2 separate regions of the Homo sapiens genome follow, and region 1 is linked to region 2. The links are chromatin contacts, found by Hi-C or POLR2A ChIA-PET in ENCODE. All regions are on one chromosome and are shown on one strand. The core of a region is the stretch at or near the end of the contact, and the rest is flanking DNA. Distances in the headings are between cores, read along the strand shown. Region 1 has its middle 11 kb from the start of SKAP1. Region 2 holds the start of HOXB-AS1 (HOXB cluster antisense RNA 1).

The links. Hi-C counts contacts between places; a loop is a spot of excess contacts on that map. ChIA-PET counts read pairs that join two places held with the same protein, here RNA polymerase II (POLR2A). Pooled maps may share reads with other maps.
Region 1: a loop to region 2 is called in a map of CD8-positive, alpha-beta T cell, with 2.6 times the contacts of the local background. The contact joins the enhancer-like site here to the promoter of HOXB-AS1 in region 2. A Hi-C loop is called at or near these places in 3 of 168 maps with a recorded cell type or tissue (CD8-positive, alpha-beta T cell and naive thymus-derived CD4-positive, alpha-beta T cell), 2 of 37 single-sample maps with no recorded cell type and 9 of 50 pooled maps. POLR2A ChIA-PET finds 5 or more read pairs at or near these places in 9 of 52 experiments (CD4-positive, alpha-beta memory T cell, CD8-positive, alpha-beta T cell, T-cell and 5 more).

The regions. Positions count from the first base shown.
Region 1 is chr17:48,438,345-48,443,101 of GRCh38, forward strand. It overlaps a transcript of SKAP1 not described here. Among named protein-coding and RNA genes, the nearest start is that of SKAP1, 11 kb to the left of the region's middle. Within about 2 kb of position 3,072, at least 7 of the 41 ENCODE cell types and tissues checked have a DNase peak (open chromatin) inside an H3K27ac peak, as active enhancers do; they include CD8-positive, alpha-beta T cell, where a contact is called at or near this core.
Region 2 is chr17:48,542,235-48,546,826 of GRCh38, forward strand. HOXB-AS1 (HOXB cluster antisense RNA 1) reads left to right here and starts at 2,117. Exons shown (of 7, transcript NR_102279.1): 1 at 2,117-2,178; 2 at 2,887-3,123; 3 at 3,261-3,330. HOXB2 (homeobox B2) reads right to left here and starts at 2,875. Exons shown (of 2, transcript NM_002145.4): 1 at 2,287-2,875; 2 at 421-1,513. The coding sequence starts at 2,677. The coding sequence ends at 834. RefSeq lists a silencer at 1,001-1,290 and an enhancer at 1,098-1,743.

The sequences.
Region 1 (4,757 bases), core at 1,822-4,321, 100 kb before region 2:
AAAACTAGCACCTGTCAGATGCTCAATAAATATATATACAAATTATCCATAATCTCTCATTTGATCTTTCTTACTCATTAAAGATATATTTGAGGAGTGGCCAAGATATAGGTATCATTGGTTGCCAAGGATGAGAGTTTTCCTCTTTATCAAGCTAATCTGCCTTTAAAGAGATGAATAGAGTGTGGCCTTGGCTTCCTTGGCACCAGGCTCTAACAAATCAAGGTTATCAGATTCTCCCCACCCACCTCCAGAGATTTCCTCCCTGCCCTATCTATTCTAGAATACTTCTAGTGTTCTCCAAACCACATGGGGGAAACACTGATCTGGAAGGCGTGAGATATTAACACCTCTTTTCACTTATTGCAGCAAAAACAAAGTTTTCACTATAAATAAAGACCCTGCAAAGAACCAATCAGAAAGAAGATCATATCCTAGGAGTCTGTAGTCCCTTTAGTCTGGAGAGCTGCCAGCAGGGCTAAGCTCTACAGAAGGGCTGGGGTTGTGGCAGACGGACACGACTTGGGGAGTGTGTGGGAGGGTTGATGGCCTAGAGATGAGGCTAGTGAGAAAGAAAAAGGGAAAAGAGAGTGAATGAGAAGTTGAATGAAAAGATAAATAAGTGGAGAAATAGAAAACATCATAAAGAAGTCTTCATAGTTTGAAGGATTAGAAACTAAATCAAACAGATCCACTTCATTTCCTGAATTGTAATTTCAGGCTATACCATGTTCTACCTCCAAGGACAATTGAGTAGCTTCAGGGAATGGCTGTAAATTCCTAAAGAAAAGTGCCTTGTGGATCAAGCTGTTCCTATCTGCTGCTGTACTTTTTAGCATCTGCACTTTCAACACAATGACACTTCTTATTGAGTAATATGTGATATTTTGCATCATGAGACTATTGATGCAGAATTTCCTTTTTCAGAGCTCAATATTCCAATCAAAGCCTGTTGCATCACATCACTGAGGCCATCCACTTAATGACAAATTGTAAGATGCATATTGCAGAATATTCATGTTCATTTTATGCTCACAGTGCTTGAAATCTCCTCTAAACAGCCTCTGCTCTCAGCCTATTAAGGTGCCCGTGTTATCTACACTTCATTCAATGGTGTGGAAATAATTGTCTTGAGACGAAAGAAAAAATTGATGGTCACAAGCCAAGTCAGCACTTGTGTTCTTTTCTTACTCTGTTGAATCTGGTGTTATTTACCTCTTCCAACACCTGGGACTCCTGATAAGTCACTCCCATGATAGCTTTTTCCAGGACAGTGCTATGGGGTCTTTAGAATAAGTAGGGATCCTTCATAAGCTATATTGTTATCAGCACAATTCATGCAGCTACCAGATGTGCAAAATAGAAACCACCAAGGGCATTCAGGCAAAGGGGGCTTCCCCAGCTCCATATGGCCACTATGACATGTGCTCATGAGTTGGAGGAGGAATCAGAGAAAAAATGAGATGCACTAAACATGAGGGCCTGTGTTCTTGCGAGAAAATGCTTATATTCTGACAATGTTGGGGCCCTTTTTTACTGCCCTTCATCTGCTATCCCAGCACCTGCACCCTATAGCCTGACTCCCTACAAACCTGGCTCTACTAAAAAGACCTTCCTGTTAGAGACAGGTGGGCCCTTTTCTTCATCTCTTCCCCTTCCTCTTATCTCTGGGACGAAGCACCAGGACGCGGGCTGGTGGAGGAGAGCAATTGCCCCTGGCAGCTGATAGTTCAGCAATGCGGCCTGCGACTTTGCCTTTAAATATCAACCACATGCACAGAAAACACCCTGGCAGCCTGAGAGGTTTCCATGGTGACAGAATGCAGGCCATGACCTCTGTAAATGTAATCAGAGCACTGGGATTGGTGTGCAAGACAGGTTTAATTTCTCCTGCAATGGAAGCTCTGTGGTCCTGGCCCTACATAGGCTTCATACGTTGACAGACAACCTGTTTATCTCCACCAGGGCAGCTCTACATATGGCAGTTCCCTCTGCCCCAGAGCTGCTTCCTCTACTGTCTGAGCAGGCTGCAGGATGTAGAAGGTCACTGAGGACTGGGACAACAGTCATATCAATATCTGGCATCCTTGCGCAGTGTCCTTGGGAGGTGAGACTGTCCCTTATACAAAGAGCAGCTGTGGCGTAAGGGTCTGACCAAGGACTCAGAAGATTGGCCAAGGTTTTCATCCCTGCTGTGCCACCAACCTTGTGACCTAGGGCAAGTCATTTAACCTCCAACTTTCAACATCTTCACTCCAAGGAGAAAATGCCTGGGAAAGGGAAGGCCAAGGGCTTCCAAAGTCCGCAATTTAAGATGGTACCCAATAATGGTTAATGTGAGGATCCTCCCACCCTCAGTGGACTCATACCCCAAGAAATGAATGCTAGTCACTGGTGTCAGTGCTGCCAGTGGTGAGGGGAAGGCTCACTGTGGGAGAGGCTCAGCAGGACTTCCCCACCTCTATCCTGAATTGGAACAAAACCAGGATGCATTTTTTCTAAGCCAGCCCAGAGTAGTAGACTAGAGTTTTGCACTAAACTGACAGGAAACAGACAGAGGCTCAGAGGGAAATGTAGCTGCATCAAAGGAGGACCCCACAGCCTCTTTCCTTAAACTCCATGCAACCTCAGCAAAGAGTTTCTTTGGTCACTTGGATGCTAGCACCCCGATTCCATTTCTAATTCACATGAGATGCTGGCCGACTTCAGTTGCCAGTTATCCTGCTTCTCTGATTCTTTCACTTTTCCAGTATAGTGTTCTAAAAAACAAAAACAAAAACCAAACAAACAAACAAAAAAAGATTTGGACTAAGATGAGATTCATAGGGTTGCATGAAACATTTTTCTTCCCAGAGGGAGCTGGTCCATAAGATTCCCCTTGCAGAATGAGATTCAACAAGGAATCTCAGAATTTCAGAGCTGGAAGGAACTTTAGAAACCCTTTTACCTACAGAGAGAAACCTGAGGGACTAGCCTGGATGTCCCTGGGTTACAGCAAATTAATGGCAGAACCACAAGAGCATCAGGGCCTCACTCTGCTTGGCTGAGTATTAATTTACCTCATGGGTGCTTTTGAACCTCAAACTAAAATAGAGGGGAAGTGGGGGGAGGATTCAAAAGTGGTTGATGAACATTAGAATCAGGAAATGGTGATTTGGTTGAATCTACAGATAATAGCTTTACCACTTCCTGTGTCAGCTGATGCCAAAAGAGAGAAGATTCTAAAGAAGAAAATAGTTACGTGACAGAACTGTGGGCTTCCACACAACTGTCTCCACCCAGGCCATACTCTTTCTCTAAGGCCATTGAGGAGAGTATAAACCTGATTGCTCAGGGGTTTCATTGGCTGGTGTCCAACACAAAATCACAAGATCAAAGAACAGTGGAGTTTATAGGAACCCCAAGAGAACATCTGGTCTGACATTATGTCTTCTGGTTGCTGAGTAACTAAACCATCTAGGACAGGTAATTTAATTGTCTTTCCTTTTTATTAAAGGACTCAGTTTCCCAACTATAAATGAGGAAATAAGGTTCCTTCTAGGTCTAACATGCCAGAACTCCATGATCTCGAAAGGTGGAGATTTCCCAACCTTTTCCAGGATCCCTTTACAGCATTTAACGCATATCTTGTAAGTAGCAGGCTTCCCTGGCCTCAAGCTTAACATCATCAGTGTGGCAAGCACCAAGGGTTTGTCCAGCTCCCAGGGATTACCATGGACTCCAGGAACATGCACTGAAGTTCCTTTTAGTGTTTTAAGGAGGAGGAGGAGGCAACCATTTATGTAATTCTCATGTCGGTCCAAGTTGTTAATACTCCAGTAGTTGGTAGGCCCAACCTGAGTGCGTTGTGGCCATGGGGTGTGGTGGGGTGTGAGGTGGTGTCAATTACATAACAGCTCCTACAGAAACTGTGTGGAATAGGGGAGAAAAGAAATTCTTAGACAACACAGTTGGTTATTTCTGGAAGAAATGGGTAGGTTTGCTGCACAGAAAAAGCAATCTATCCATCATACCCCTTGTTCTTCAGACCTGCCTATGTATGCCTGAATCATTATAGAAAAGTTTCCAATTCTGAGCCCTTGAAAATCAGGGATATGATTATGCTCACTCCACTCACTGAAGCCTTAGTTCCATCCTGCCTGGGACTCTGCTATACTTGGTGTTACATTTTTGGATGTGAAATGTGCAGGGTGGACTCAGACTCCACAACCACTTGTCCCCTTCTTGGCCAAGTCACCTTCTCCTTCCAACTTCTCTAGGTAAGTAAATGGCACCATGGATAATCCAGTTGCCCAATCTGGAACCCTGGGGGGTCATCTTTCTTCCCTCTTTCTTCCTCTGCCAAGTCTAGCTGGAAAATATGTTTCAAACAATCTGTTTCTCTCTAGTCTGTTGCCACCATCCTGGTCCAAGCCACCATCATCTTCTACCTTGCAACCCTCTGGTTTTACGCCCCACCAACCCATTTTCCACCCTAAAACCAGTGATGTCATTTTTAAAAATCTGCCCATGCCTCTTTCCTAATTAAAATTTTAGTAGCTTCCCAATATTTCACTTCCTCACAATGGCTAACAAGCGTCTACCATCGCCACCACCATAACCTCCTGCTTATCTTTCTAGCCTTGCTGCCTGCATGGACCCTTTACTCTCCATCATCTTCAGTAACAGACTTCCTGCAGTTTTTCAATGAGTCATACCCACTCCCACTTCCGTTTGCTCACATGTGCTGTTCCTTCTGTCTACAACACTCTTCCCCT
Region 2 (4,592 bases), core at 867-3,366:
GCCTAGGAAGCCCTTGGATTGTTCCCAATTCCAGTAAACTTCTGCCCCCGCCACGACCCTGAAGACTGTCCACAGGCTTCCTCTCCTTTCACCCTCCTCTGTTCGCTGTACACTCTCTCCCTCGACCTGCCCATCTCTATTTCCAAGCAGAGGCCCCAGAACCACCCGCTCAGGACCAAAGACCCTCTGCTGAGGGGCGGGGAGGTGACCCAGCTTCCTGCAAACTCCCGACTTTTGCCGGAGCCGTGGGCGAAGCGGCCATCAATCGGGTCACCTTTGTACCACCCGGACTTCGCCGGCCCTGGAGGCTTTGCTGCCATATGGGCCGCTGAACCTAATCAACTTCGCACAGGTCCTGGAGGGGTGAGGACCGGCCTTGGGGCCGCGGGGAAAGAGTTTAGGTCCCAACACAAACACTCGTTTTGGTATTATAAAGACATTTATTTAATCTATGAAAATAATGTACAATAAATACTTTCCCCTTTTCCTATTATTAAAGAATTTTAATAAATAATCTACAGTCTAAAACATAAAAAAGAGGAAAATAGGTCCCTCTAGTTATTTTTAAGAAAGTCCCCCTAGAGTTTAATTATTCCTGAGATTTCATTGGAAGGAGTCTACCAAACGGAATTTTTCTGTGTGAATTTTAAAAGATAACCGAGTGCCCAATATTTTAGAAGAAGAAGAAAGGGAGTGGATTAAACGCTAATTCAGTAATACCTGAATTTTAGCAAAACACATAAGTCTATGCGACTGAGGGTGGGAGAGGCTCGATTTTTCCAGTAGACGGCCAAGGAGCGCGGGGGTCGAAAGGACCGGGAGGAGGAAACAGGTTAGGGAAACTGCAGGTCGATGGCACAGAGCGTACTGGTGAAAAAATCCAGCTCTTCCTCGGAAAAAGGGACCGGGCTGTCGAGAGAACCCTGTAGGCTAGGGGAGAGGCCTCCGGATAGCTGGAGACAGGAGTCGGCCGCGAAGAAGTTGAGGTCGGGAAGGAAAGGTGAATCCTGGCGCCCCGAGAAGACGTCTTCTGGCAATGGCCCGGGCTCCAGCCCGCCGGCCCCGCGCAGCGCGCAGCCGGGACTCGACGCGCCTGCGCCCTCTAAGCGAACGGCTAAAGGCCGGGGGTCCGCGCTTAAGGCCCCCGGCACCACCTCCGGCGGGTGACAGCAGGCTTCCCACGCCGCCCGCGAGGCGGAGGGGCCGCCCGGGCTGGCCGCGGGTTCCTCGGCAGGGTCGCAGATGTCCTCCAGGGCTCCCGGGCAGGCAGGCTCCCCATCCGGCGGCTCTCGGTGCTGCGTCTGCCGCTTGTGCTTCATGCGCCGGTTCTGAAACCAGACTTTGACCTGCCTTTCGGTGAGGTCCAGCAAGGCCGCGATCTCGACGCGGCGTGGCCGGCACAGGTACTTATTAAAGTGGAATTCCTTCTCCAGTTCCAGCAGCTGCGTGTTGGTGTAAGCCGTGCGCAGCCTGCGCGCCCCGCCGCCACCAGCCTCCGGCAGTCCCAGGCCATCTGCAGGGAAAACAGGCTCGGCGTCATAGCGGGCCGTGTACTCAGCCCAACCTCAGTTCGGACTACCCCATCCTCCAAAACCAGTATCACCTCTCCCCTTCCTCGCCACCCCACCCCCGCCCCCACCCCAAAGCCGCTCGCTTTACTGCTTTTGGGTTTTCTTCTCTCCCTCTCTAGTCTACAGCCCCGGCCCGGGTCAGGGCAAAGCATTCAGAGCCGCCCACGGGCCACGCAGGGGGCGGAGAGCGGCTCCCTTCGGCGCCGGAACCTCAGATCCCCCTCCCAAGCCCTCCCAGTGGACCCCTCAATTCGGAACTTTCCAACTCAACCGGAGCGAGGGTCAGAAAGATTGTTCTTCACCCCTCTTCCTCCCTAGCTCTGAATTCTTCCTCTTCTCCTAGAGTTGGGGCAGAAAGGACCGAATCTTTTCTGCTTCTAGGGTCTATCCCAGCAACAACATACTCATTCCCCTACACAGATACGGGTGAAAACCTCAATCAAATCATTTTCTTCTAGCAGAAAAAAAGGCGTTTCCCCAACCAGCTTCCAAAATCAGCCATAGGGAGAGAAAGAGAGAGAGAGACAGAAAAAAAAAAAGACGCTGTTAGCGGCCAGGCCTGAACCCCAGTGGGATATTCTACTTCCCCATCCCAGGAATGGAGGGGGTAAGGAACCCCAACAGGCTCGCCACCATTTTTTTTAAACCTCCTTCCACTGCTTTTTCTCCCCCTCTTCTAGCTGCCCCTCACCCCACCCCCACCACGCTTACCGACCTGCAGGCGATCCGACCCCGGAGGCCGGAACGGCGGAGGCGGCCGGAGAAGGAGACGTGGCGGATTGGCTGGGTTTCTTGGCGGATTTCTTCTCTTTCATCCAAGGGAACTCGGGGGCCGGGGGGGCAGCGGGGAGTGGCGGCGGCGGTGGCGGCGGCAGAGCAGGCCCATCTTCGGCTCGCTTTTGGCTCCTGGGTCTCTGAAGGGTGGAGGCGCCGGGCTGGAGGCTGGGGAAGGTTTGCTCGAAAGGAGGAGGAGGAGGAATTAATGTCGACTCCTTGATTGATGAAGTTTGAAATGTCTCCAAGACAGCGGGGAAGGAAGTCAGACACTCGGCGAGCGACGGCTGGCTGTTTATAAACCCAATCTCCCTCTCAAATTCAAAATTCATGGCTTTCAATGGTGGGGGAGGGGGCTGCTGGGGGGGGCGTCAGGAGGGAGGATCGGAAGGGACCCCCCTCCTGCACCCCCCCCGATTTATGTAATGGAGCGATTTTGGGAGGGGGAGATTTCGGTCTCTCTTTTTTTTAATTTTGGGCCTTTATAATTGTATATTGCTGATAAATACAAGCGTATGGGGACTCTCTCTATTAAACCCAGGACTCCAGCGAAATTACAGGGAATTCGTGGTCACGGGACCGGCCTCCGCCAATCGCTCGTCTGGGCCTGGTGGAAAACAGAGAGCATTATTTGGTTTAATTGATTCAAAAACACCAGAGGACCACGACCAGGACACCATGAGCCCCCATTCCTACACCAGTGCCTCACATGCTCTCTCCCCAATGCCTCCGTTTCTCCAGAAAAGCTAGAGGAACCTTTTCCTCATCCCCTTCGAAGGTTAGAAGGTTTCAGAAGCCTGGAAAAGAAGAGACTCTAAGGGAGAAACCTTCCTCTTTTCCAAGTATTTTAATAGAGTAAATTAAGGCCTTCTTTACGTGGCCAGCAGCATCCCCTTCCCTTCTCCCCTTCCCCAGGAAAAGATGAGTGAGGATCTCCGCGTTGGAGGAAGAGGGAGTCGAAAGAGGCTTCCACTCTTTGAAAAAGGTCAGTATTAAGGTGAAAATAAGAAAGAGATTTACAATCATCACACCACTATCCCTGTTACCCTCCAAAAACAACAGTTAAATCTTGGGAAATGGACAGGAACTCCCAGGCAGACACATAGGAGTGAGATGGAGCATAAGGGGCATTTTTGGGCCTCTGGCCTCCATCGCTGTATGGTCTGGGTTCTCTTCTCTGCCCAGTGTTTGCAGCACTGCCTCTGCCCCTTATGTACCCCTGCTTTCCTCACTTTCAGGCTTCCATGCTTCTCTGTGACATCCCCCAAAAACAGGCAGAGTCTAAGATGTGCATGTACCCACTCAAGCCTCAAGCTTGTATCTGTATCCATATCCAGGGACATGAACAAGAACTGAGGTAGCCATTGGTTTAACTTAGAGCACTCTCAAAGTTCAGATCAGCGTTATGTGTGTGCATGAGTGTGGTGGGGAGATTTTCCCCTAGGACAAAGAGACTTTCCCTCCCATTTTTGCCATTGTGCTAGTTAAAAAAGAAAAAAGAAAAAAAAAAAAAAAAGAATCCCTGACAAGGAAGAATTCCCTGAAGATGGTAGGGGTGGAAATAATGACCACTGAGATGATATTCCATTTCTGGCTGCTGGGGGAAAATGTTTTTAAAATTTATTTTATTTTGAGGAGACCAAGATAGTCTGAAGTTTAGAGTGTTGTAATTTACTATGGGGAGAGGGCACAAGACTCTGAGCCCCAAGCAATTGGTGGGAAACTAGGCCTCAAAGCAGAAAATGAAAAGTCGATCTGGGGGAAGATTTTTAAATAAGTGGGTCAGACGGATGGAGAGGAGATGAGGCGATCAATCTTAGCCCCCTGACAGCTCCCTCCGATTGCATCAAAGAATTTGGCTCTTTGGGAAAGCAGAGCGAACAGCCAAAATTTCACATCCCTTAAAAAGGCCTGGGGGTGGGGGTGGGGGTGCAAAAGAGAAGGGTGATTCTGGGAGAGCTGGGAAACAGATGGGAAATGGGGACAGAGGGAAAGCGCTAAGTTGGGTGGAAAGTTTGCCTGGAGAACTCCCATGGCTTTGGCCTCCCCTCCCCCTCCTCTCTCTCTGCTGCCCAGCCAGGAGGAGAAGGCTGGTTAGCAGAGAAATGGCAACTGAGCCCGGAGCTGGAACTAGAAACTTTCTGTCAGTGTAACATCTGCGTGAGTACTTAAAAAGAAGGACAGAGAAGTCTGAGTAGAAGCATGAGGGTGGGGGAGAGGAGGATGGAGAAAGGGGAGTTGGAGGTG